Regions from separate parts of the Homo sapiens genome. Here all the other regions are linked to region 3. Evidence: read pairs that join two places in POLR2A ChIA-PET (ENCODE). Cell type or tissue: Panc1. All regions are shown on one strand. Links, peaks and the distances in the headings refer to the core of each region. The heading gives the core; the rest is flanking DNA. Region 1 overlaps AFF3 (ALF transcription elongation factor 3). Region 2 overlaps AFF3 (ALF transcription elongation factor 3). Region 3 overlaps AFF3 (ALF transcription elongation factor 3).

Region 1 (10,841 bases), core at 1,463-9,462, 430 kb before region 3:
ACAATAAAAAGACAAATAACCTAATTTTAAAATGGGCAAAGGATTTGCATAAACATTTCTCCAAGGAAGATATAAAATGGCCAATAACTATATAAAAGGATGCTCAACATCCTTAGTATTAGGGAAATGCAAAGCAGAACTGCTATGCAATATTACGTCACACTTACTAGGATAGTTAGAATAAGAAAAGATGGACCATAACAAGTGTTGACAAGGACATGAAGAAATGGAAAATCCCGTTCCTCGTTGGTGGAAATATACAATGGTGCTGCTCCTGTGGAAAATGCATTGGCAGTTTCCCAAAAGGCTAAACATACAGGTAGCACGACCCAGCCATTCCACACCTAGGTATATACTGAAAAGAATTCAAAACATATCTTCACACAAATACTTGTGCTATGAATGTTCATACTGGCATTATTCATAGTAGCCAAAAGGTGGAAATAACCCAATGCCCATCAACTGATGAATAGATAAAAACAATGTGTTTCTCTCCATGCAAGGAGATATTCAGCTGTAAATAAAAATGAAGTGCTGATAACATGCTACAATATGGATGAACCTTGGAAACACTGTGCTAAGTGAAAGAAGTCAGACACAAAAGGAGACATATTGTATAATTCCACCTATATGAAATGTCCAGAATGGGCAAATCCACAGAGATGGAAACTAGATTCGTGGTTGCCAGGGATTGTGGGGAGGGGAGATTGGGGAATGACTGCTAATGGGTCCAGGGTTTCTATCTGGGGTGATAAAAATGTTGTGGAGGCTGGGTGCGGTGGCTCACACCTGTAATCCCAGTACTTTGGGTGGCCAAGGTGGTTGGATCATCTGAGTTCAGGGGTTCAAGACCAGCCTGGCCGACATGGTGAAATCCCATCTCTACTAAAAATACAAAAATTAGCCAGGAGTGATCGTGGGTGCCTGTAATCCCAGCTACTCGGGAGGCTAAGACAGGAGAATTGCTTGAACCCTGGGAGGCGGAGGTTGCAGTGAGCCAAGACCACACCACTGCACTCCAGACTGGGCAACAAAAGCGAAACTCCATCTCAAAAAAAAAAAAAAAAAAAAAGTTCTGGAATTAGACAGTGGTGATGGTTGCATAATCTTGTGAATACACTAAAAACCACTGGACTTTACACTGTAAAAGATACATTTTATGCTTTGTGAATTATATATCAATTTTTAAAAACGTAATGAGTCAACTTAAATATCCATCAATAGGGAATGTTAAATAAACCAAGATGAATTGTACTACAGAGATACTGAGCAGAGGTCCCAAGCAATGAGGTAGATCTTTCTGTACTGATACTGAACAATGTCCCAGATTTCCTACTAAATGATAAAAGCAAGTTTCAGAACACAAAACAGCATGTATAATGTGAATCTATTTGTGTTAAATACACACACATACACACACACACACAGACATGTAAATGAATATGGACAGATATATCTAATTGACAAGAGTGGGTGCTGTGGCTCACACCTGCAATCCCAGCACTTTGGGAAGCTGAGGCGGAGGATCACTTGCGGCCAGGAGCTCAAGACTAGTGTGGCTCTCTTTGGGGTGAACTGTATGGGGATAAAGGGGAACTCTTATCTATTTATATTGTATACTTTTTTTTAAGCAGCATTGTATTACTTGATTTAAAATAAATTTCAAAGAAGAAAAGGGGAAAGAAATGTAGTGAACTAAAAACGGCTTATGTTGGGGTTTAGCATTGAATATTTTAAATATTTGTCTGCTGGTTATTTGAATTATGTCACAAAGTAACAGCTTACATTTGCACACTGCTTTACAGTAAATAAAGCTTAGACATATTAAAAAAAAACATAAAAGCAAAAAACCCCCTTTAGCAAGAATATTCCAGGCTCTATTACAGGTTATTTCTTTTTCACTCTAACGTGACACTTACTTAACATTTCCTTCCAAGAGTATTCTCAGATTGGTGTGCCTTTACTTTTTCTTTTTTGAAACAGGGTCTTACTCTGTTGCCCAGGCTGGAGTGCAGTGGTGTGATAATAGCTCACTGCAGCCTTGAACTCCTGGGCTCAAGTGATCCTCCTACCTCAGCCTCCCTAGTAGAGTAGCTGGGACCACAGGGACGTGCCACCATGTCTGGCTAATTCTTGTATTTCTTTTCTTTTCTTTTTTTTTTTTTTTTGAGACAGAGTCTTGCTCTGTCACCAGGCTGGAGTGCAATGGCACGATCTCAGCTCACTGCAACCTCTGCCTCCCAGGTTCAAGCGATTCTCCTGCCTCAGCCTCCCAAGTAGCTGGACCTACAGGCATGCGCCACCACACCCGGCTAATTTTTTGTATTTTAGTAGAGATGGGGTTTTACCATGTTGGCCAAGATGGTCTCCATCTCCTCAACTCGTGATCTGCCTGCCTCGGCCTCCCAAAGTGTTGGGATTACAGGCGTGAGCCACCGCGCCCGGCCAATTTTTGTATTTCTTGTAGAGTCGGGGTTTCACCATATTCCCCATGCTAATCTTGAACTCCTAGGCTCAAGCAAGCTGCCTGCCTCAGCCTCCCAAAGGGCTGGGTTAACTGGCCTGAGCCACTGCCCCTGGCTGCTGCTCCTTTCTTTACAATGATGTTGCCCATTTTAGTAGGTCGGGTGGATTCATACTTTTGTAGGGGAAAAGGTAGTTTTTTTATGATTAGTTGATTATATTTAAGACAAAACGTAACACATGTGAAAGGACAACATTTTACTTGGAAAGAAGTTTAAGGAAGAGACACTAGGATGTTTTAGAGACAGAGTGATGTTGATTTCAAGGTTTATTGAGACATTAAAAAAGTAATTTCACTGATAAATTAATATTTCCCTTTAAATATAAAAGTGCTTATGCTTACGAATCCTTAAGGCTCGTTCTGTTACGGTACAGTAAGATGTTTCCCCATCCCAGGAACTGCACTGCGTGAGTTTCAGGTGAATTTATAGAAACAGCAAAATCTCCAAACAGTAAAGTAAGTGGTCAAAGACTCCATCATCTTTGCACTTGTAAATTTTAGACTCAGATAAAATACAAGATCCTTCTAGACAAATTCTTAATATTAGATGTGTTCTCCACTCCTTCCTAAGATTGTGCCAAAATAATTCACTATTAAATTATTCATGATTTGAATGTGGAGTTTTCTTTGCAATATGATAAATGCAACTGTGGTGACACGAGAGAGAGAGAGAGAGAGAAAGGGGGTTTAACGTTTGCACTGCCTCATGCAGATATGGGTAACCCCCAAAGTGAAGATTTTAGGTTCCGGGTGTGCAGATATCTTAAAAGCAGACTGGGAGATGGGATTCCTAAACAGGAATAAGAGATTTGGCCTGCTTAGGGGGAGGGATCCACTTAAACTTCCTAGGAAGACTTAAAAGGTCACTGTTTCAGCTGATATACTTTGCACCCTCACCGCAGATTGCAAATTATTTTTGCACAGTACTACACTAGAACTATGCGCAATGTCCTCATAGTTATGTGTAGATGTGCTTTTATGAAGAAAACAACATTTATTGTAGGTTTTTAGAATTTCTTTTTCTCTTTTTTTTTGAGACGGAGTCTCGCTCTGTTGCCCAGGCTGAAGTGCAGTGGCGTGATCTCGGCTCACTGCAACCTCCGCCTTCCGGGTTCAAGCAATTCTGTCTCAGCCTGGTTTTTAGAATTTCTAACTTCAGAAGAATCACAAGCTCATTGCAGAAAATTTGGAAAACAGAGACAAGCACAAAAGAAAACACCAGTCTTCCAAACAGTGAAATATTTTGATGCATGTACTTTCCAGTCTATTTATATGAATGCCTTAAAATAAATTTTTATCATATATAATGTTTTGGAGTAGAAAAAAACAATAAAGTTTCCCTGCAAGAAGTATTCACAGATTTTGAGAAGAAAGGCTGGAAGAAGTGATTCTTACTAAAGCCAATGGTCTTTAATGAATTGCTTGGATTAACTTTTTTTTTTTCCCACATACTCAGAGACACAGATAGGAGCCTGCAACTTTCTCAGCCGTAGTGTTTGTAATGTTGCTGCTTAACAGAGCCATTACAGCTACTTGGATTAAAATAGTGACTATCAACACAGATTCTGGACTTTCTCCACAATCACATCCAAATGCACTAACAAGAAGCCCCAAATGAATATCACATAACAAAATGAACTTGATCTACTTTAATAGAGAATAACTAGAAGAGATATGAAAATGGTATTGGACCTAATAAACGGCATTTTCATCAATGCTACAATGTGTACATTTTCACGACATAAATTACTATACAGAATTGTCCTACTTAAAATCCTCTTCAATTCTTGAAACCATCCTAAGATTGATGGCTGTAAGAAGATGAAGATCTTATAATTTGTTTTTGTGACTGCCAAAGCTGGATACCTGGAAAATTCTCGAGGGAGATAAGCTGGCTCCCAAGTTGCTGACAGCTTTCCCAAGACCAAAACGCAGAATTTGAAACGGTGTTTGATGTGACACACTAGGCCTTTGATATCAGAATACTGAAGCAGAGTTGCTAGCTCCATGAATAAACCTCCAAGATGACACACACAGCATAAAAAAATGGTGGAATTTTAAATTCCTTCACTGACTGGGGCAGAATTCATGCGAGGGACTTTAGATGTTTACAGAATTGTGTAAGCAAGAGACTATTACACTGTAACAGGAGTATCTGTTCCTTAGCACCCTGCCTGAGAAAGGGTGAAGTCCAAGTGTCCACCTGGTGTATTTCCTCCTGCTAATAAATATTGTGTTGCCAGGCTGGGTGCTGTGGCTCACACCTGTAATCCCAGCACTTTGGGAGGCAGAGGCGGGCAGATCACCTGAGGTCAGGAGTTCGAGACCAGCCTGGCCAACATGGTGAAACCCCATCTCTACTAAAAATACAAAAATTAGCCGGATGTGGTGGCAGGCGCCTGTAATCCCAGCTACTTGGGAGGCTGAGGCAGGAGAATTGCTTGAACCCGGGAGGGGGAGGTTGCAGTGAGCTGAGATTGTGCAACTGCACCCTAGCCTGAGTGACAGAATGAGGTTCTCAAAAAAAAAAATTTTTTTTTTTGTTGCCACTCTAGAAGTTTTTAGCCAACTACTTGGAATTTGCTTGCACTGGGCAAGGTCTCGTGCACCTGTGAAAACAACATTAGTATTAAGTTAGGCATAAATCAGGCTGAACCTTTCATCATCTCCAGCCATGGTTCCTTTTATTTTTTTTATTTTTTATTTTTTTAACTGGAGAAAGGTTAGGAAAGGGATTTCCAGTGAATATGAAAAGAAGGGACTCTTCAGTATGTCATGATTACTTTGGTTAAGCTCAAAGCACTGATTTACTGATGCAAGGCAGACACACTGGCCCTGTGCCTAAAAAATGTAACAGCTAAAAATTTCAATCCACCATTTAGGGCTTTGACCCTAGTGGTATGCAACATCCAGATCATTAGTTGGATTTCTAGTCTTTGTCTGCATGTTTGGGGCTAGAATGTCCAGTCATTGGGCATCACAAAGATCAATGAGATCATATGTTGATTTTCCTCTCTACTGGTACAGCCACTAAAGTTTTTCCTACAATTAAATAGTTATGTTGATGCAACCACCTAACCTCCTAGAGGAAAAAAAAAACATCCATTTTCTCAAGAGAGGTTTCCTCTTTCTTTCCCGAAGCTCATGCATGACATACCTAAGTCCCTTATGACAGATCTCCTTTCTCAGAGACGAACCTCCCTGAGCAGCTGTCCTCCACCTCCTACCCCCACCCCCTAACAAAAATTACCATCAGAGGCACAAGATCCACATGAAGAGAACTCACCATGGGGGCACAGGAAGCCTGACTGTGCCACAGGTCTCTGGTGACGCTTGTAGCATGATGTGCAGTGCACACGCTGTTTTCTCATGGAAGATGGCAGCCATTGGAAGCTTGGACTCCATGTTGCTTCTTCCCCTTCCCATCTGGATAGCCCCTGCTTTTTTTTCCTTTTTTTTTTTTTGGGATGGAGTTTTGCTCTTGTTGCCCAGGTTGGAGTGCAGTGGCACAATTTCAGCTCACTGCAACCTCTGCCTCCTGAGTTCAAGAGATTCTTCCACCTCAGCCTCCCAAGTAGCTGGGATTACAGGTGCCCACCACCACGCTTGGCTAATTTTTTGCATTTTTAGTAGAGACAGGGTTTCATCATGTTGGCCAGGCTGGTCTCAGACTCCTGACCTCAGGTGATCCGCCTGTCTCGGCATTCCAAAGTGCAGGGATTACAGGCATGAGCCACAGTGCCCGGCCCCTCTGATTTCTTAAAACTAGGGTGTGATGATGAGGAGGAGGATGGGGCGTACCACCCACAGTGGGGTATTAGGTAGCCCTGCTGCCCTGCCCGCCTTGGTCTGTTAGAACTCTGCCTGCAGCCAGGAAGGACTCAAAGTGGTAGCCACACAGGTGAAGGAGCTCCCTCACTGGTGTCTTCCCTGGCTGGTCCTGTCTCTCTCCCATCTCATGGGGGTGGGTATGGCTACCCTGCTGTCATCCTCTTGGTCTGCTAGATCCTAGTCCAATCTAGACCCTAGGAGAAAATTCCATCTCCCACATTGTACATGTCTGCACCTTGGTGCCTGCAGACATAATATACTTCCTTTGCCTCTGTTCCTACAGTAATGTTTAAAACCCTGTCAAGTGTGACACCTGGGTATCTCAAAAAGCTTGCCCAGATCTGTCGCTCAGTAAGGTGATTGACATGTTAAGTTACACCTCACATAGAGAAAACTGAGGCACAGAGAAGAGCTTTATTCAAAGACCCGGTGCAGCAGGACAACGGAAGAGGGTGCTTGGGCACTCCAGTTACTGTTCCAACTGCGTGGCCCCAACATGAGTGCATTCTTACACTGGAGCTCCATTTCCTTAAAGCCTCCACTGTTGCTAACAACTGTTCTATTAATAGTAAGGAGTCAAGAAATGAAATCCGACTTATAGAACTTACAAGGAAAAACTCTAAAGGAACAAAAGATCAACCCAGCCCACAGAGGAGGACGTGTGTGTGTGTGTGTGTGTGAAGCCCTGGGAACTTCAAGGGATTAATAATCAGTTTGCAAATTACTCAAAAGTGTCAATGCTGCTATGTCACCATTTAAAGAGGCCTCAGAGATGGCTGGTGATGCTATGGAAGTGTCTGTAAGTAAAGATCCATGTGACACATGCTTAGAATTACAGACATCTCAGCTACATGGCCATCCTTTGGGCTTTGTGATCACTCATGCTACAGATGAAGGTAAGATGGGAGACTCCAAGAATGTTCTTTGAAAAGTCAGATACCCTTGGCTCCTGTGGATGGAATGCTGCTTAGTGAAGTAGTGCACATTCCTCACTGCTGAGTATTTTCTTTTTGCTCCTATGGGCATCTAGAAATAAAGGGATCTTGAATACTGGGGAAAATTCAGTTTTGTTTTATGGAAAATTGAAAAAGCAACGATAAGGAAACTAGAACATTGATATTATTTTAATTACCCAACAGCACTCTAAAAATCCTAAACATTGGTGCTATGTTATATCATGTCTAGATCCAAGTATTTCTGGATGAGCTTTCCTATTTTAAAAATGGGTAAAAAAAACAAAACAAAACAAAACCCAAGTCCCTGATTCAGCTTTTCAGGCTACATCAATACCCCTGGTGCTTCAACACAAATGCTGACCCTTGTACTGACTGGCAATTAGTGCCCTGAATTCAACCCTCAGATCAATGTCTATAAAATTGGCTGTAAGAGGTGGATTTTCAAAGTAACACACAGAGATTTAATCCCTTGATTCCCATTACTGTGAGTAAGAGCTGTGAACCTAAATCCCCTTGCAGCCAACACAAAATTTACCCCCTGCTGCCTCGGAGTGCCAATTAAAATAATAAAAACCAAAACCGTGGGCAGATGTAATTAGTTTGAGAACGGAGTTTATAATTTTCCTCATGCCAAGCAAACAAGTTAACCCCTTTGGTGACATATACAGAATAATCTGGACAAAGGGAACACAAATCTCAAGTCTGAACATTTCTTGTGCTATTTGCCAGGAAGTTGTAATATTGAAAAACTGTGCTCTTCTGAGAATGGGAAAATGAGGACATAAACTCTGGTTCCAAATGGTTGGAAGTGCAGTTTATGTGGTCAGGTTGTTTTTCCCCTTTCATTAAAAAAACTTTCAAGATTCCACTTGATCCGGGTTTCTTCGAAAATGTATTACTTTTTACAAATATAATTCTTATAGGGACAGACTTCAGCTGTGTAGCAGGCAAAGCTACAGAAGAGAACGTTCTTGAAAGACTGCTGGGTGTTTCTTAGCACAAACCACCTCTGAAAGAGTATCAAGCTCAGTGGTTGGTGAAGCAAAGCCAAGTTCCTGTCCCACCCATCTCTGGGATGAGGAGTTCTCCATGGTGACCCTGAGTCAGGCTTCTTCTGCACCCCTCTGCCTGGTTAATGAGGACTCAACTGAACTGCCCATCTGCAAACAAACCCTTTCTGCATTTTTCTCTCTAGACACGAGTGAGTTATGTCAGATGGTATAATGGGAAAAAGACAAAGGATATTTGAATCTAAGGACATGGGCTGGATCAGGTGAAGGGATGGTTTTGCTTTTGTTGCTGTTTCTGCTTCTTTAGTTTGGGGAGGAGGATAAGGAAAAGGGTTGGAGATAAGACTAAAAATGAAGTTAACAAACTTACCCTCCCACATAGGGGATGCTTCATGTCAAGCCACTGGTCTAATGCCTCCGTCTTCTTTAGTTCAAAATTATCTTATTTTACTCAACCAAATATTGCAAACATGATTCCACCATGTTGGTTTCAGTTGTGTGCAGTTCCCTGACTGCACACAAGTCAGGGAACTAACTTGTGACACTAAAGAATGACAAGCAAAGCGGCATCCCAGGGCTACTGGTTGAACAGGAACCCTGTGGCCATTGAGATGACCTTCTCAAGCTTCCTGTTGAGCCTTCACTGGGACACTGGGAGCGTGCATGTGCATACGTGCATGCATGTGCGCGCGTGTGTGCGTATGTGTATGTATCAGGAAATAGCAAAGACAAATAGTAAACTATAGTTATAATGAAGAAAAACATACTTCTTTTCCATGAAAAATGTCAGACTTCATACTGATAATCTGTGGGAGCTACATTTAAGCCATTTATGAAACAAAAAGATTGCTTTTCGAGATTATAAACTGGGAGCCAGAACAACTGACTTGAACGTATTTTGATTCTCAAGTTTCCGTGTAAAAATATTCACAGAAATTGGTGGATGTCTTTTACGTACAACTCAACTTCTCTCATTTACAACATAAATCATTTAATGTAACATTTGCAACCTTAGAAAGGCAGACATGTTTAATCCAAGTCCGTTTATAAATTCCAATTTCACATGGATTAAAAACTGCAGATAAATTAAGTCACAATAATATCCTGTACATGCATTAAGGCTGGTGACTGCTAAAGTCTCTTGGGAATCTACAAATAGGAAATCACACGCAGATTACTGGGTCTGAAGAGTGTCTACATTGTTAAAAAAATCTTGCTTTTTTTTTTTTTTGGTGATGCAGATTTCAACAGTAACTCTGGAAAACTGTGAAAAATGTTATTTAAAAATATATATGTATATGCTACTGCACAGTTTCAAAGATGTGATTCATAAATAATGTTGGCTGCACTGATTAATTTTATAACAATTACTGCACTTCCAAGTTGATGCGAACACGCAGTGACTCATACTCAATATTAGGCACTAGTAATATCCTTCAGGCGTACTACAGTTTTATGTTAGCTGTATTGTACATATATATTTTTAAATGTATGCATTTATACAAACTGTGTATATTATGTATGGGGTGTCAGAAATGTACACATCACTGTTATATAATACACACATCATTGTTGTACATATGAGGATAAGTTTTAGTGCAGAAAGTCTCATTGCATTGCATTCCATGTGTTCAATCTAGTACACAATTTGTCAACTCTTCAGATTATTTTTCCAGTACATTCCTCATTAGATTGTGGGTTTCAAGTTTCCATTTGCAATTTGAATGTTTCCAGAAATCTCTGTCTTAACCAAACCTCTCTCTCCAGGCACGATTCTGCACATGAGTCTGATCTGTGTAGAGTAGTATCATCAAAAATGCCAAATTTTGATCAGGAATATACCTGGACTACTCTCTTTCAAAGGCAATTGAACATCGTGATAAAGGATAGCATCTATTCAGGTCATGGAAGGATATGGTCAGTTGAACTTGTGTTGAACTTTGGAGGCAAATGTACGTCTTCAAATAAAAAGACATGGTAATAAAAATTATTTGCTTAAATTTGAGAGTCTCTGGAAGGATATACATCAAACTGTGAGCAGTGGTTGTCTCAGGCAGAAGGGACAACCAGGGACTTACACTTTCTACTTTCTACATTTCTGCACTGTTTGAGTTTTTACAATGAGTAGATATTACTTTTCTAATTAGAAAACACAAGAAAGGTATTTCAACTTGAAACAAAACTAAACAGGCCAGGCATGGTGGCTCATGCACTTTGGGAGGCCGAGGCCAAAGGATCGCTTGAGCCCAGGAGTTTGAGACCAGCCTGGGCAACATAGTGAGACCCCCATCTCTACAAAAAAAATAAAGAAAAAATTAGCCGGGTGTGGTGGCACGTGCCTATCTTCCCAGCTGCTTGGGAGGCTGAGGCAGGAGGATTGCTTGAGCCCAGGAGTTTGAGGCTGCAGGGAGCCATGATCGCGCCACCGCATTCCAGCTTGGGCTACAGAGCCAGACCCGGTCTCAAAACCAACCAAACCAACAACAACAGCAGTAACAACAAAACTAAGTAAAAGGAACA
Region 2 (8,000 bases), core at 1-8,000, 96 kb before region 3:
TCTAGTGCCTCCGCACCCTCATGCCAAAATACTTTCTCTTGGCTCACGAAGCTCTAGTAACATGGATCTTCCCTCAGTTTCCCTAAAATATAAAGACTTCTCCTACCCCAAGTCCTCTGCACATGCTGTTTCTCAACCTGGAACGTATTTCCTCCAGCTTTTCAGCTCTCTAAGTCATCCACAGGCTCTCATTCATATTGAAAGGTTTTAAGAAGGAAAATTGCTTAAAGTCGAGTTGGATTTTATAGTGGCAAAAGAGTAGAAACTGAATTGGAGTGTTGCTGGACATAAGGGCAGGTTGGTAGAGTGGGTGGAGGCTACTAACGCTGAGGGAGAGAGGAAGATAAGAAGGTCTAACCTAACAACATTTCCAGGACAGTGAGGAATACACAGATTCTTGGGAAATTCCTGTCTCCCACCATTCTTGGGAAACATTCCTTAAGGACAATCATGGGAATCAGCTGGACATGGTAGCCAGCATGGAAATGCTGAAGATGCCCTCTCAGTTTCTGGGTTGGATGAATGACTCGTCAAACAGTGAAGCCACTGAGAAGTGGGATTGAGGGGGAGATGTAATCGGTATGAAGGGCAGGAGGAAGATGATGAGCTCAGTTTGGGGCATGCATTTGGGATGCCAGGGGGCCTTCAGGTACAGATGTCTACCACCTGCTGTGATGGGGACTTGGGAAAATGCTAACAATTGGAATCACCACTATGAGAAATGAGACTGAAAGTGATTAGAAGCATGAAGAAAGAGGCTGTGAGGCCCATGGGTGGTGAAAGCCATTACAACTGATGGCAGCATAGACAGGGAACCTCCTTTATGACGAGACTGTCACTGGCACTTTATTAAAGACCATCATTCTATAGTCAGAAGTTCAGACCATGTTCACAAAACACATGAAGCCAGGATGATTATTTTTGGAATGCAATGAAAAGATTAAATGAAAACATAAAACTATTTTATGAGCATAATATACTACTTTGTTTAGAAAAATATATACTGCTTGTTTGTTACTAGTATGAAGGTTGCTAAATAGAGACTAGACACTATCTAGACTCTAGGTGTTAATTTTTTTCCATTCCAAAACAAAGTAATTCACAAAAACGTGCACTATTCATTCATGCAATAAGTATTACTAAGTCCCACTGTGGGCCAGATGCTATTCTAGGTGCTGGAGAGAGAGTAGTAAGAAGTACTGAAGGCACTAAAAAAATGCATGTTGGATGAACACATCAAATCAAATCACTCTATTATTACATCACACCCTCAACACTGCTCCCCAGTTCCACAGACATGATACTATCAGTCAGCTTACCTTGATTAGTAATCATTAAATGTTGCAGAAACACCTAACAGTTAAGTCCTATGTTGAAAAAAAATAGACATCCAATAAAATGCAAATTTGTGGTAAGCAGTAGGAGAAAACAAGAAGCGGAAAGAGGAAGGTTGCCTAACCTCGATGGCAATATTCTCTAGGTCATCCGTGAGCTTTGAGTTGTGAAGAAAAATCCAGGCAGGTCAATTTGACCTTGGAACAGAATTCTTTTGGTTGAATGTTAAGTGGCTAAATTACAACTTTGGGGAGAAACAGTTCTTGCAATGGAACGCTCTTCCCTGCCTGATTAGACTTAATCAGACTTTTTTGTACTTTAGGGTCAGGGAAAATTTTCAACCTGTAATCATGTACTTATTGGGACACACTAAGAGTTCATGATGGATTTTTAAACACCCAGAGCCTTCCAAATTAACTCAAAGTCTCATGATTTCTCCCTTTAATATGTTACTTTATAACAAGTAGATTTTAATAAAAATTAAGGGAAAAAAATTTCAGGTTTCTGCCAGGAGGCACTGACTTGTATTTCTTCCAAGTCTCATGCTCTCTGGGGGTATGCATCTACTGAATTCATAAAATAAAAACATAGTAAATGGTAAATGTAAATGTAAGAAGAGGTAAGACATTTCCATCAATTCCCTAAGAAAACTATCACCAAACTCTTGATTTGGAAATAATGAAGTCTCCCAAGTAAAAGTAAAAGGAGGGTTGGCTAGGGGATTCCCAATGCCTGCCAACAAAACCTGGTTTAGACTTTCTGTTTTAGAGCATTCTGGCCAATAAACTTCACAGAGATTTAAACAATAGCCCTTTGGATTCACTTTGGATTCCTTAAGTCCATGGACTGTCTTTCAAATATCTAAATGAAACTAGACAGAAGTTAGAAAAAAAACAACTAGATAACCCTAAGGCCACAAAATTAGGTAACTTCAGAGAGAAGATGTCAGAATTTTTTTATGTGCATCAAGTCTATACTCATGGGCAGCCCAGGAATCTGCGGGTAAGAAGCACTGAAGTGATAACTCATAGGGTTGAAAAAAATTCCGGAGCTGATCACGGTGAAGGAAACATAAAGCACGCAGTTCTAAAACTGTTTTCCAGATTGTATTCTTTAACAAAGATACCTATTATTTATGCTTTTGAAAAAAGTCAGTGACGTCCCTACACAGTTCATAATGAGTTCTGCAGATTCATGGAATTCCTTTCTTGAAATCATTTCCTTTCCCTGAACTTCTATGTTTATACCATCCATAGTATCACATCCATCTTCCAGCTTATTTAAATTCTGACTGTGAACAGGGACCATGTTTGTATCTTCTGGGCTGTGCTCATCAACTTCCTAGTAGCTCCATAAACGTGTATAACAACAATATTAATAATATTAATGAAGCACTACATTAAAAACTACAGCGTGTGTATCAGTATTTCTTCTATTTCCTTGAGGTACAGCAAGCAACCTTTGTAGAATTTCTCTATCACCTCGTGGGTAGGAGAATGAAAAGAGTTTCTCTGTCAAGATGATTTGGAGCTTTTGGATAGTTTGCTCCAAGTCAACAGGGTATAAAAGAATGGTCCTTATACTCTTGTGTATTTTGCCAAAGGCAGCAAAATAAATTAGTCATCATTTCACACGTGGCCAAGTTCACAAACCATCACATCTTGCCAACGTGCCCAAGGACCATATCTGTGCTCTGCGACCTAAATACAGAAACCCTAGTCTTAATGTCCACCACTTTCTTGAGTATTTTATGTCCTTTTTGATTACTATTAATGTCCATGGGAACAGATAAAGTAGCTACAAACTCTTTTAACAGGTATGAGTATCAGCTATCACTGTAACTTTCATTAAAATATAAAAACAGTTAAAAACCAAACAGAGCATCACTTTTTAATATTATCTAAAATAACAATAAAGGTGGTCAGATGGTTACGTGTTCATTTAATTGCTAATGAAGCCAGACCAATAAGTCAAAGCTGGATTCCCTGTAGAATATCGATTTGAAGTATTAGCAGCAAGGATCGTTTGGTAAGACAGATTTAAAATAGGAGTAAAGATTTTACTTTCCAAGGATTCATCTTTGAATTCTTGTGGGTGGTTGTTTTATTTCCAGCCTGCTAAAAACCATAATATCACCTGAAGCAAGCAGGCATGAGCCTGGAACGGGAGTGAAATGACAACGAAACATTTGTACATGTTATTAAAGCTAATGAAGCAAGACACGCACTGCCTGGTTTTGTGTCACGCGCCCCTGGAGAGCCCAACTGTGTTCTGGGGCTGGCTGTGGCATCTCCCCAGGATATGGCTCACCCTGAGGCCTCTGATTCAGCGGCAGAGCTGTTTTTCCCCTCGGGAAAGACCAAACAGACACCTGACCTTTTATAAAACCTCTAGGATGAATCACAAGTAAAGTTCTTTGGCATTCTGAGGTGGTGGGTGGAAATCAAGGCTTGACAGGCGGCCATGGGATGGGCAGCGTGGGCTGGCGCTATGGGCTATGCCATAGCGTGGAGAATCCCTCACACTAGGACCCCTGGCCTGCATGTCATCTGGCATCCAGAACTCCCACTCAATTTCCAAAAGGTGCTACCCACCCTGGAAAAAAATCTAGCCCACTGAGTAGCTGGGAAAATCCACAGCCAGGGAGACAGATGGCTCAGGAAGAAGCAATCTGGAATAATAGTGAGGGTGTGGGAGTTGGAGTGTAGGCTGGGCAAGGAGATCAGAGAGGAAAGAACGGGCATCTGTATGTGGCGACAGATGACGGAGTGCTGTTTGGGACGAGCAGTTGGAGGAGGCAAAGGAAATGGAAGTAATGTACTTATGCATAAGGGCTGTATCATAATTAGGAAAATTCCCCTTCTGTCTACCCCGCAAGTCCCACTTGGTTCAGATGGGGGCAGACAGCAGAGAGCACTTACTTCACGGAGGAAGCAGAGGCTACCCGCTATTCCAACAGGCTTTCTATTTCTGATAGAAACAAATCCAAACTGAGCTAATTTGTGTACAGCTGCAGGCAATATAAACACGGCTATTTAGAATTCTTTATAGAGTATAGGCCTTTGTACTCTATACTTCATGGAAGTTAATAAGTAGGTGTCAAACTCTGAATTAAAATTCCCAGAAGAGGACACAGCACAAAGGACAATAAAAATGATTTTTAAATAATCATAGGGATAAATAGCATCCACTTCTGACAAATGTAAGTGCTGGCATAAAATGTTATTAGGCTACAGAGATTGTCTTTTGTTCAGGAAGTATATTTTATTCTCCTGCCTCATCATTCATCATCCTAATGAGCCCTCAAAATGTAAATTAAATAGCAAAGACGGATTCATTTGAAAAGCATCTTTTCAAAAAAAAAAAAAAAGCTAGGTGTTAAACCATTTTTTCTACTTTTATTCTATATATTGTTTCATTTTTTCATTGAAAAAAAGCCCTCAGTACTTGAACACTTTATGGGGTAAGTTCATGCAATTCATATTTTCAGTAAACAGTTCATTCATTCTCCAGTACTATGGGATTGGTGATTTGAAAAGAAAAAAAAAATCGCATTTTAAAATGGTATGCCCTGTAAATGATGTTTGATCCGGAAAATCTGAGAAACCTGTGCACGCATTCACTTTTTTGTTTTATTCAGAAGTGATTTGGTCCAGGGAAACCCTCAATGGAAAAGGATTAGTGAAAATTTCAAACAGCTTTAGTTTACTGAACTGAATGCATTAATGGCTAAGCAAACACCAGTTCAACCATTAATGATAAAAGAAGAAGGTCATGAGCCAAATTAGTTGCAATTTCTTGTTATGTATTGATAAGAACATTACCCGTTCCTATGATGAATAGAGAAATCAGGGTTTTGTACTTGACCTGAATTTATGCATGAGCACACACAACAGAAGTGACTGAACAGCTCTGCTGGGGAGGCACCCAGGAAAAACACGCTGGGAAAGGAAAATAGCAGCAAATCATGTCTCATTTTGGCATGATTGGTCCTCATTTGCCTGTCTCTCTCTCTCTCTCTCTGTCTCTCTCTCTCTCCCCCTCACTCTCCCCACCCTCTCTCACTGCAACCCATAAATCATTCTTCGCATTCTTTGGCTGTTCCTGCTTATGTGAGAGAGCTCAGCTCCCAGCTCTCTGTGGGTGAACATATATAAAATGAAGACACAAGTAACTGCACTGTTGAGGTTTGCCTGATGTCCAGGGAACAGCCATTAATCTGCACAAGGGGGTTTCAAAAGCCCCACTCTGCCGAATAAATTATCGTTAACCAATCTAGGCATTCTAAAGACACTATATTTTTATGAGGTCAAATGTTGCAGAAATATCCCAGAGGGAGGGTAGAAACTATCCAGCTGTGAAAGAAGCTAGTGACAGCACTGCACAGAAGCCTGGGGGGTCCTGCAGTGGCTACAGACCGGCTGCAGCCCTGGCTGAAGCACATCCTCAGTCTGCCTGGTTCATGAGGACTGCTGCATTTGGGAAGCACTCATCCCTCACAGCAGTGCCCAATGCAGGCTCACCTCTAGAGAAGGGGCATCTCTCTTGGAAGGTCTGGCTGATGAAAGAGCATATCATGACAGACAGGAGCTCATGGTAAAGCCTGCATAATCCACTGGCCATCCTGTTCCAGTTTACTTACTCAGTTATTTTTAATGGAGAATTTTCTTTTTAATGTGACAGAACTGAACTCAATGCAAGGCTCAAGGCTGTCGTCATGACAGTTGCCCACATAAAGAAACTGTAGTCTGGGCCCAAGGCATGGCCCTAGCAATTTCCCAGTAATGCACATTTTGACGGGCACATCAATTGGTTTATGATGTAAGAACAACACTAATTAGTGAGGAAGAAGCCAATGTCCTGTGTTGATAGGGCCCGGTGCAGTTTAAGTGATGAAGTGAACGTTACTTCTAACAAAGGAAAACAAGGTATTATTCTGCACAGATATTTAACTCTGAAGAAGTGTTGAACAATGATAGATGTATTTTAAAGTGGAATTGAAGCTTCATCCACAGTTTAGGAAGAGAACTGGCTAGGATATCAATAAATTGTTTTATATTTGACCCCAGGCAGGAAAAACAACATGCAACCCAGGGAAGGGATGGTGCCTTGCTGTGAAATATGTGCATTTTAACCTTTGCAATATGTTAATAATTAATATGAATTCACACCAATACGATATCTTCATAAAAACACAGAACTCTCATGTATAAAACCTTTCAAGTATAAAAGAAATAAGCTACCCCCTAAAGGTTTTCTGAAAAAAATTCCCATTAAAGAAGGTTCTCACAGTCTGAATGTAGAGACTTTTAACCAGACCTAAAATTCTTGCGAATAAGCCCCATGCTATATGACTGACAGCACCATTAAAAACGCTAAAAAATAAAATACACGCTTCATTAGTCTCCCAGCTGAACTCAGAATCTCTGGCCCAGAATAAATCTTAGCCTTTAAGAATAAATTCTCTTCTGAATTAACATCTCAGAGTCATTAATCTTTGGAGTGACCCTTCAATTTCATTTGGAGAACTACTACATTCCTCAAAGGTCTTTTTTCTTTTGGCAAGCCATGATTTCATGGAGAGAAGGAAAATAACATGATCTTTCTTTTATCATTTCCTCATTCTCGCCCTCAGGGTGGCTTCTCTTCCCTTCCCAACTGAAACATCCTAAATCTAAAATCAACAGAGAGCCTTCTACTGAGTCAGCAAGGAACTAAAATTTAACTTTAGGGATACGTGAAAATAAAAACAAGACTAGGCAGAATTATTATTATACATTTCAGGAAGAAAGGAAGCATTATCGTGAACACAATTTTACCAAATTAAAAATGGTACAGACTTTATTCTCTATTTCAGGGGCCTTGTTTATTAAGCAGACAGAACTCTGCTTGATTATTCCATGAAGTCGCCAACCATTAATCATGCACATTTGTTTAACAGGTCAAATGAAGAGAGGAAATTTGTGTGCAGTCACGGCAAATACTGCCTCATTTTACCCACTGTGATACTAAAGGTACAGACATCATGTTGTAACTACATTAGGAGAGATTGGTCCATAAAGTAATTTGATTATAATTCCTTCTTGAGCAGACAACTATTTTTGAAAAGCAAATAACTATTTATTTTTTGATTATTTATTTTTAACTGATAAAAAGTATACGTATTTATGGGGTTACGATGTGGTGTTCTGATAGATTTATACATTATGGAATGATTAAATCAAGCTATTTAACACATCCATCACCTCACGTACTTTCGTTGTACGGCTTGAACATTTAAAATCTGCTTAGCAATTTTGATATATACATTGCTATTAACTATAGTTACCACGCTTATTTGCTTATGTATGTATGTATTTATTTTTGAGACAGACTCTCACCCTGTCTCCCAGGCTGGAGTGCAGTGGCATGATCTCGGCTCACTGCAACCTCTGCCTATGGGGTTCAAGAGATTCTCCTGCCCCAGCCTCCCCAGTAGCTGGGACTACAGGCACATAACACCACACCTGGCTAATTTTTGTATTTTTTTTTTGGTAGAGATGGGGTTTCACCATGTTGGCCAGGCTAGTCTCAAACTCCTGGCCTCAAGTGATCTGCCAGCCTTGGCCTCCCAAAGTGCTGGAATTACAGGCATGAGCCACTGCACCCGGCCTGCTTATTAATCA
Region 3 (8,000 bases), core at 1-8,000:
ATCACAGATAGTATTTTACCTCATTAGTTCATTCATTTGACACACAGTTATTGGGCCTTTATGGTATGCTAGGCATTTTTAGGTGCCAAGGATATAGCAATAAACAAGACAGACACAGCCCTTAGTTTGTTAAGGAAGCAGGCAATAAGTCAGCAAATGAATAAGATAATTGCAGACAGTGCTAAGTGATATGAAGAATCTGTAAGTCTACAAAGAATGGAGAGTGACTGTAGAGTGGTCGGGAACTTTAAGCATGGTCAAGGAAGGAACAGGAAGGAGGCAAAGATATGCCCCCAACTCCTCGCTCAACTCCCAGAGATGAGAGGTGCCTCTTGGCTCCAGCTCTGCAGCCACTTCTGCTCAAAAGGTACGCTGCGTTGCTTTCTTTATTCCTTTGTTAAACCTGGCACCAGCAAAACAGGCACCTCAACACCTATAAATGGTTAGGAATAGATGGGCATGCAAGCTTTTCTCCTCTACTGATTTTACTGGGCATAATAGTAGGCTTTTTGATATACTTGATCTGATCAGAAATAAACCCGAAAACAACACATGATACCTGTAATTGTTTTCCCTGGTTTACCTTGTGTCATTTCTAAGGCTTAGATTCCCATGACCCCCAGCTGTTCTCCACTGAGTGCTCACTGTAGAGAAAGTTGCTCTTCTTTTTCTTCCTGTTCTCTAGACGCACTTACCTCTCTAACTCTGGTCTACGCCTCCTTATCAAGGCACAGATGCAGCTAAAAAGCATTCCACCTGCTCCCTAGCAAAGGACTTCTTTGTTAAGCTTTGACATAAGGAGGGAAAACAGAGACCTCAGGACTTCTACTGTGTTGACATTGTTTTAAGCAAGGTGGGAAAAGAGAACAGATAAGCAAGTCGTTCTACTGGCTCCACTTTCCCACCACCTAAGTCAATTCAGAGTATTTCCCGAACATTTTTTACCCATAGATTCAGATTACCCCTAAGACAGATGGTTATGGTTTATTCCGTTTTGTGCACACAGGGGTAAAAGTCACTTAAAATTGGACTCAAATTACTTCAAAGTTTGATACCTGCCAATCACCATTTCATCTTGGGTATACAAAACCATACTGCATAAGCTCCAATTGCCTGATTCTAATTTTCAATGTTTTCCCCTTTTTAGGTAAATACCATCTTCAGTTTTTTTTTCCTTTTTTTTTTAATGAGCAGTTTAATGGAAAATAATTGCTCCAGGTACAGGTCTTCTAGGCACATTTTGTCTCTGCAGCTATTGTTTTAATTAGTGGGCCTGCTTGTTCGCTGTCCCTTTGTTGTGGCCCGCTCTGGGGCAGGGGTGCCCGGGGAGGGTTCCTCTTGTGGAACGCAGGCGTTAATGAGCCATTTCAGTAATAAGAGTCCTGCCTTGAGCCAGAAGTCAGAGCACCCAAGACACCCCAAGCAGCAGAAATGCTCATGAATTTCTGAAACTGCCTTTCTAATTTGCATTTAAACATAACTTCCAAAGAACAATTTCACCTGTGATTTTCTGAGCTGGAAAGGTAAGGGACTTTAGATGTTGAATATGTACAAATTATGTTAATATAACGGAGGTAAATGAAAGTCAAATGCATTGTCATGTAAAATGTAGACGTCTTTTCTAAATGTCTATTTTCTACCAAGGCTTGTTTTATTTTCCCCCTAAGTGAAATGTGATAATTTTTTTTAATTAAGTGAATCTCTATAATAATTCCTATTTGATTGAAACTGATTATTCCTCATTTTCCTGTAACCTAGACTTCGGAAACCTCAGCAAGAGGAGGCTTAGTTGGTGCCTGGTGACTTCCTACAATGGATTGAAACCAATCTAATTTAACACCTGTGTGCTCATCAATAAGTGTACTCAAGCACAAAAGTGAGCACAGTGTTGAGCGATTCTGACACTGACTGCATGACAACCACAGACTCTGTATCCAAACACTCGCAGACAAGAAGCTAATTGCAGTGATGAAAGGCACACCACTAAAAGCATGAGTAATCGCTGCAGTGATGCACAGATAACCCTCTCTCCTTTACTACCAGGGTGCTGCGGCATTTATCTCAAACCTGTCTCTACCCAATCTGACAACCTTTTGTCTCTCTGACCAATGGAAAATGGAAATGATTTTTCACTACTGTTCCCGCAGCAGTGAAGGGTCTCTTCTGAGTGTGGAGATTTAGTTCAACAGTTGAGTATAAAACAAATGCAAAAGCTGACATTTGTCATCCATGGCAGAAATAAAAGGCTAATTAATGAGATCTGTTGGAGTCCCTTCTCCCAGTGCACCCACTGGTGCCCATGGAGAATGCACACTGCCTTCCCAAATTGTGACACGTGTGACAAACTCTACCAGAGTGAATGATGGTCTGGGAAAGGTATGGCAGTGCAGCTCCGTGGCATGGTGAAAGGAAGAAAACATCATCAGGTTTCAATTCAAGGCAGTGGTAGTTAATAATGGACTTCCTGAAACCTGTAGCTCAATCACTAAGGGAATATTAAGATTTTCCACTTGAAATAACCAGGATTATGTGGGCCATCCTAGAAGCCTGCTGAACTGGAATGCATTCATACCCTGGTAATCATATTAACTTACTGTTAGGCCAAGGTCAACTTGATTTTGTGTTTCACCAAAGCTCACTGGGTCTTTTCTCTTGACAGCCATTGGGCAAGTGAGGGATACACGGTTGACTTGAAGCTGGAATCCACCCAGACCCAATGAATCACTGACCTCTCATTTTTAACCCTAATGAATTGGGGTAGAATTAGATATTTTGAATTATCATACAAAGCAGAGTAAACCCAACAATCTATCAAAATTATCTAACTATCTAGACTGAACAATTTTACTTGGAAAGGATATACCTGCTTATGAAATACTAATGATGACAGCAAGAAAGTCTGATTTCAAATCTATGGGTGCCAACATTCTATGTATGGTCATGGAAATACATATGTAAACTTGATACACTGACAAGTCATTTCCTATGACATTTTGCCAATCAAAATAAAGTAAAATGAAGAAAATTGTTTAGAAAATCTGGATCTTGTTTCCTTAAGGTGTATGTAGGAGGAAGCAGTAGGAGGCAGGAGGCATTTTCATTTTTATTTTACTGCACCAGTGTTTGGAGCTCAGCAGCTGAGATGGGGTGAGTAACACATGAGCTTTGATGAGCAATTGTGGACACAGCCCTTTTTGCCAACATCTCACTCATTACCTTTTCCCTCCACTTTTTTTTTTTTTTTTTTTTGCCAAACCACCCTACTAGATTATAACAGTCTGCATCAAGAAACATTTCATTTAATTCTGGAAAGGCACAGCCATGGAAATAGAAGATTAAAATGAAAAAAAAAAAAAAGAAAAAAGAAAAAGAGAAAACCCACACAAAAAAAATGAAACTAAGAGATTCTGAAAGCAGCATTTCCTAATTAAGAAGGCCCAAGAAGGTGACAGATGTACCCAGGTCCCCACAACCAGCCAGTGGCAGAACCACCAGAAGAGCTCATTTTCCTAGTGCCTGCCCAGGTTTTTTCTACAATGCTCACAGCATTGCAAGGAGGAGTTAACGCCAATTCTTATTCAAAATTAAATTCTATTAGATATTAAGGATTTCTGGTGGGAATACTTCAGAAATGAAAAAGTATTTTCAATTTAAATTAAATTAAATTTCCAATTAAGTCACAGAGAACTGTACTTCAACAGGAATCTCTTTTACTCTACCCCTTTACAAAAGAAATATTTCACTTTTTTTCTTTCTGGTCATCAATTAAGAGTTTTATGTAAAATGTGTCACTTTCATCTCTGATTAAAACGCATCCTATTTTAGGTTTTGAGATTAGAAGCTGAGGCCCAAGGACTCAATGAAATTGTATGGCATCGTTCCCGCAGATATACATACATATGCTCCTAGGAAAAAGGTTCGTAGCATTTATCAGATTTTCAACTGGATCTATAACTCTTCCAAAAGATTAATAAGTTCTGTTCCAGATAGAGCTGAGGTTTTGGCAAAGGTAAGGAATCCTTACTAAAGAATCTTGTTTCTCTCAATAGCCCCTAAATCTCTTCAACTCACATAATTGCTTTTAAATTCACAAAGGAAATCCACAAGGCCTACAAGGAAAAGCAAATTCCAGCCCCCACTAAAACGGGAATGGACAGCAACTGATTAATTCTGCAGTAATGAAAATTTAATATAAAACCTTTAATTTCATTTCAGGTAGCCTGAACTTCAGATTGGACATTTTCAGTAGAAAACCCATTTCTTTTTGTTCCTGTTTTTTTTTTTTTTTCCTAAAAAAGGCTTATATTTACTTGATTTGAATTTTGCTAGCATGCTTTTTCTTCTGAATTCAAGTGACTAGAACTGAAATTATTCCACCTGGGGAGAAGAGACAGCTGAAAGCCAATTTAGTATTGGTTTTCAAATACATGAAGGGTACTCAGAGAGAGGATGATTGCCAAAGAAAATGGTCTTTGAACCATAGAAAGAATCTGAGCTTGCTCTAAAGTTAAATTTCCTGACTTACAGAGTTTATGACATTAAACTGAGAGACCAAGGGATCCTTTTTGGAGACTTCAAAAATAGGATAGATCCTTAAATGCCTGAGATGGCTTGGATGTGGCTTTGTCTGAAGTCAGGAGGATAAATCTTACCACTGATGGTCCCTTCAGGCGTGTGAATCTATGGGTTTGACTGGCATGTCAGAAGCTAGAATGCCAGCCCAGGACATCTAGAGAGTCATCTCTCCAATGCTGGGTAGCAGTCTATCAATCGCTCTCACTGCCTCAACATCTCTCAGCTCGCCTCCACCACCATAGGGAACCCAAGGCCTGCTCCTGTCTGAGGCTGATTTCCAACGTGGCAGAGAACTCTGCTCCCTCACTGTACCACAGCCTCCACCAATCCCTCGGAGAGCCTAAGTTTTTGAGAAAAACAAAAAGAAGTCTCATCTGTGGTAGTAGAAATTGTGTGAATGCCAATTTTTTTTAAAAATCAGTATTTAACTTTGTAGCACTCCTTTTTCCTTCTTGAGGAAAGCTAATAGCCCAGCTCTGCTTCCAAAACAAACGTCTCTAAGATTGGACCAGTCTTTGCTTTTCTTTTTGCTGGACAACCTTGTCCCAACTTAGAAATGGAGGAGATATCCATAGCCTTAGACCTTCAGATTGGGCTCAAGAGCCTTTGTGTGGACCCAAAAGGGGAACCCTAGGGGACACACAAGGAGCTGGAAGTTCAACTCCCCCTTCATCTCACCTGTTGTGGCCTTACAGGCTTAGAAGTGCAGAGTTCTTCAGGGATCCTGGAAAACCTCTGGTCAAACCTCATCTGCAATGCATGCCCCTTAGTCAAAGCTCCCAGTATTTGCCCAGCTCCTGCTGGAGCTCCTCCAGAAAGAACTCCATACTCACAATCAGCCCATCCCAACACTGTCCTGCTCTAAGGAGGAGAAGAGCTCAGCTGAAACCTGCCTCTTCCTCTTGTCCTTACATGTCCACTCCACACTAGTCTGTAAAACTCCTGAAGATCTAAATGCAGAGAACGTTCACCTGGGCAGTAAAGTTCAAAGAGAGCTGTACCATCTGCTGCCTCTGAGGTTCAGGAGGAGAATTCCTATTAGGTTAATGCCATTTCCCCTTTTAAAATGAAACAAAATCATCTGAAAAGCATGTCTGAACATGCTTTATAAGTTAAGACTGCTCACAGAACTCTGACTCCCAGGAACTACAAATCTAAATAGGATAAACATGTTTATATGTGAGTGCCTGTTGTAAAGCTAAAAACCCAGCAGATACCAAAAGATGCTAATAAGCTCAATATGGAAAAATTACTTAGAAAAGGTTTATGTTATGGTCTTAACATTGCCAATGCCTAAATTATTTATTGGTCAATAAAAAAACCCAATGCATCAATAAGAGTAATATTAAAGTGGAAGTTATTAGCAACTTCTAAGACAGGCCCAGCAGCTGACATGACAAATACAAAAGCTGGACACCATCGGGATAACGGGAACATCATTCTCCCCCCAGACAAACCCAAGGTGCCACGTGTGTGCATGGCATGGCAGGGAAGAGATGAACAACCACTATAATCTCACTATCTGTGTCCCCACAAAATTCTCATGTTGAATATCATAACCCCCAAGGTGATGATATCAAGAAGAGGGGCCTTTGGAAGGTGACTAGATCATAAGGGCAGAGCCAGTTGAGAATGGTGCCCTTATAAAAGAGACCCCAGAGAACTGCCTTACCCTCCCACCACGTGAGGATACAGCAATAAGATGTTATCTATGCGGGCAGGCCCTCACCAGATAACGAATCTGCCACCACCTTGATCTTGGACTTCTCTGCCTCTAGAATGAGAGAAATAAATGTTTATTGTTTACACATCACACATACTCAGTGTATGGTATTTTTGTTACAGCAGCCCACATAAACTAAGACAGCAACTAACAGGATCAAAGGCAGGTGGTGGAAGGACTGACTACATGGGCTCTTCAACTGAAGAGATCAACGCAATGATCTCTTCAATAGAATAGTCTGTTGAAGATCTGGAAGTATATAAATAGGGCATATTGTATTAATAGATATATTTGCTTGCCTCCCTAGTATCCTCAAAAGATGAGGACCGGGACTAAGTTGTTCTTGTATCGTGCAAAGACCCTGCAGTGTGTTATATACAGTGTGGGTTTACAGCAAAGATTTATACTGAACTCCACTGCTTTTTTTCCCAAGGGAAAAATCAGTGCCTAAGAACTAGCTCATCTTAGTGAGAGGCAGCCTGTGAGATGGGCTCTTGAAGAAAAGGGGTAAGAAGGCTGATCCAAAGCTCAGAACAGCTATGGCTCTGAGGCTGAGAATATTTAGATTCAAGGAGAAGTCTCATAAACCATGAGAAAGGACTATTCAGATTCCATGAAAAGGAGAATAAACAGCTCCCCATCTTTAGAAATTTTTTTAAATTCTTTATCTCTTTTTTTTTTTTAAGTTAGAAACAGGCAGGCTGGAGTGCAGTGGTATAATCACAGTTCACTGCAACCTTGAAATCCTGGTGTCAAGTGATCCTCCTGTTTCAGCCTTCTGAGTTGCTGGGATTACAGACATGCACCACCACGACCAGCTAATTTTTAAATTTTAACTTTTGTAGAGATGGGGTCTCTTTATGTTGGCCAGGCTGTCTCAAACTCCTGGCCTCAAGCAATTCCCCCTCTTGGGCCTCCCAAAGCACTGGGATTATAGGCATGAGCCACTGCACCCGGCCTATTCTGTTCTTTACCTTTTATTTTTAAAAAATCATTCCCTAGTTCTACTATCTCTATATTCAAAATCCTCTTTCCCACTATAAATCCACTATCTGAACTCCAAATATCACCAAGAACCAGAATTCCATAAAGTACAGGCAATGTAGATACGCAAACATGGCTCTGAGAATCTTACTGCCTGTATTTCTCACTCTCTATGGTTTTCAGCTACACCCCTCTTGCCATAATTGTGTGCCCTTAATTAAATCTAAGTTTCCAGCCATTTTTTTTAATGTGAAAACTCATAACAATGTCCTTGGGTTTATAGCACCACTATTGTCATAGCATGTTATTCAACCTCAGCTAGTGCTTGACTTAACAGAAAATTCTGAGTTTCATATTCATTGTAGTAACATCAGTTGTGGAAACAAATATTGTGCTATTTGCCTTTCCCCTGCTGTTCCTCGATCTCTTTTCAGCCTCAAAGGCTGTCTGGTACACTTGGTTCTTGTGCCAGGATGGAAGACACAAGATGAGTCCTCAGAGACGTGGTGTCAAGGAGTCCATGTTTTCTTTCCTCTAAGTGCAGACAGAATGACTCTCTGGAAGGAGCATACATGAGCTGGCAGTTAGAGACAGCACAGCTCAGAAACAACTGTGCTGGAGGGACATGAAGAAAGGCAATGATTTCTCTTTCCCAATATGTGGCAATTTTCAGATGTCAAAGGAATAACAGACAGATATACCCTATGAAAGGATTTGA

The links. Peaks named below come from ENCODE experiments on the same cell type or tissue, not always from the same donor. Only the 100,000 strongest peaks of a DNase experiment are listed, where the experiment ranks them.
Region 1: POLR2A ChIA-PET joins it to region 3 with 10 read pairs; 2 of 35 experiments call an interaction of 5 or more read pairs at or near these places.
Region 2: POLR2A ChIA-PET joins it to region 3 with 12 read pairs; 6 of 35 experiments call an interaction of 5 or more read pairs at or near these places.

The regions. Positions count from the first base shown.
Region 1 is chr2:99,537,958-99,548,798 of GRCh38, forward strand. AFF3 (ALF transcription elongation factor 3) reads right to left here. Exons shown (of 25, transcript NM_001386135.1): 25 at 7,462-10,841. Among named protein-coding and RNA genes, the nearest start is that of REV1, 53 kb to the left of the region's middle. In Panc1, for the core only: no CTCF peak of the experiment used is centred there; no DNase peak of the experiment used is centred there; H3K27me3 peaks cover 3,240 bases.
Region 2 is chr2:99,876,717-99,884,716 of GRCh38, forward strand. The region is part of intron 7 of AFF3 (ALF transcription elongation factor 3); the gene reads right to left. Among named protein-coding and RNA genes, the nearest start is that of AFF3, 260 kb to the right of the region's middle. In Panc1, for the core only: no CTCF peak of the experiment used is centred there; DNase peaks (open chromatin) are centred at 2,955, 3,635, 4,075, 5,465 and 2 weaker places; H3K4me3 peaks cover 879 bases.
Region 3 is chr2:99,972,526-99,980,525 of GRCh38, forward strand. All of the region lies in intron 7 of AFF3 (ALF transcription elongation factor 3), which reads right to left. Among named protein-coding and RNA genes, the nearest start is that of AFF3, 170 kb to the right of the region's middle. In Panc1, for the core only: no CTCF peak of the experiment used is centred there; a DNase peak (open chromatin) is centred at 3,086; H3K27me3 peaks cover 783 bases.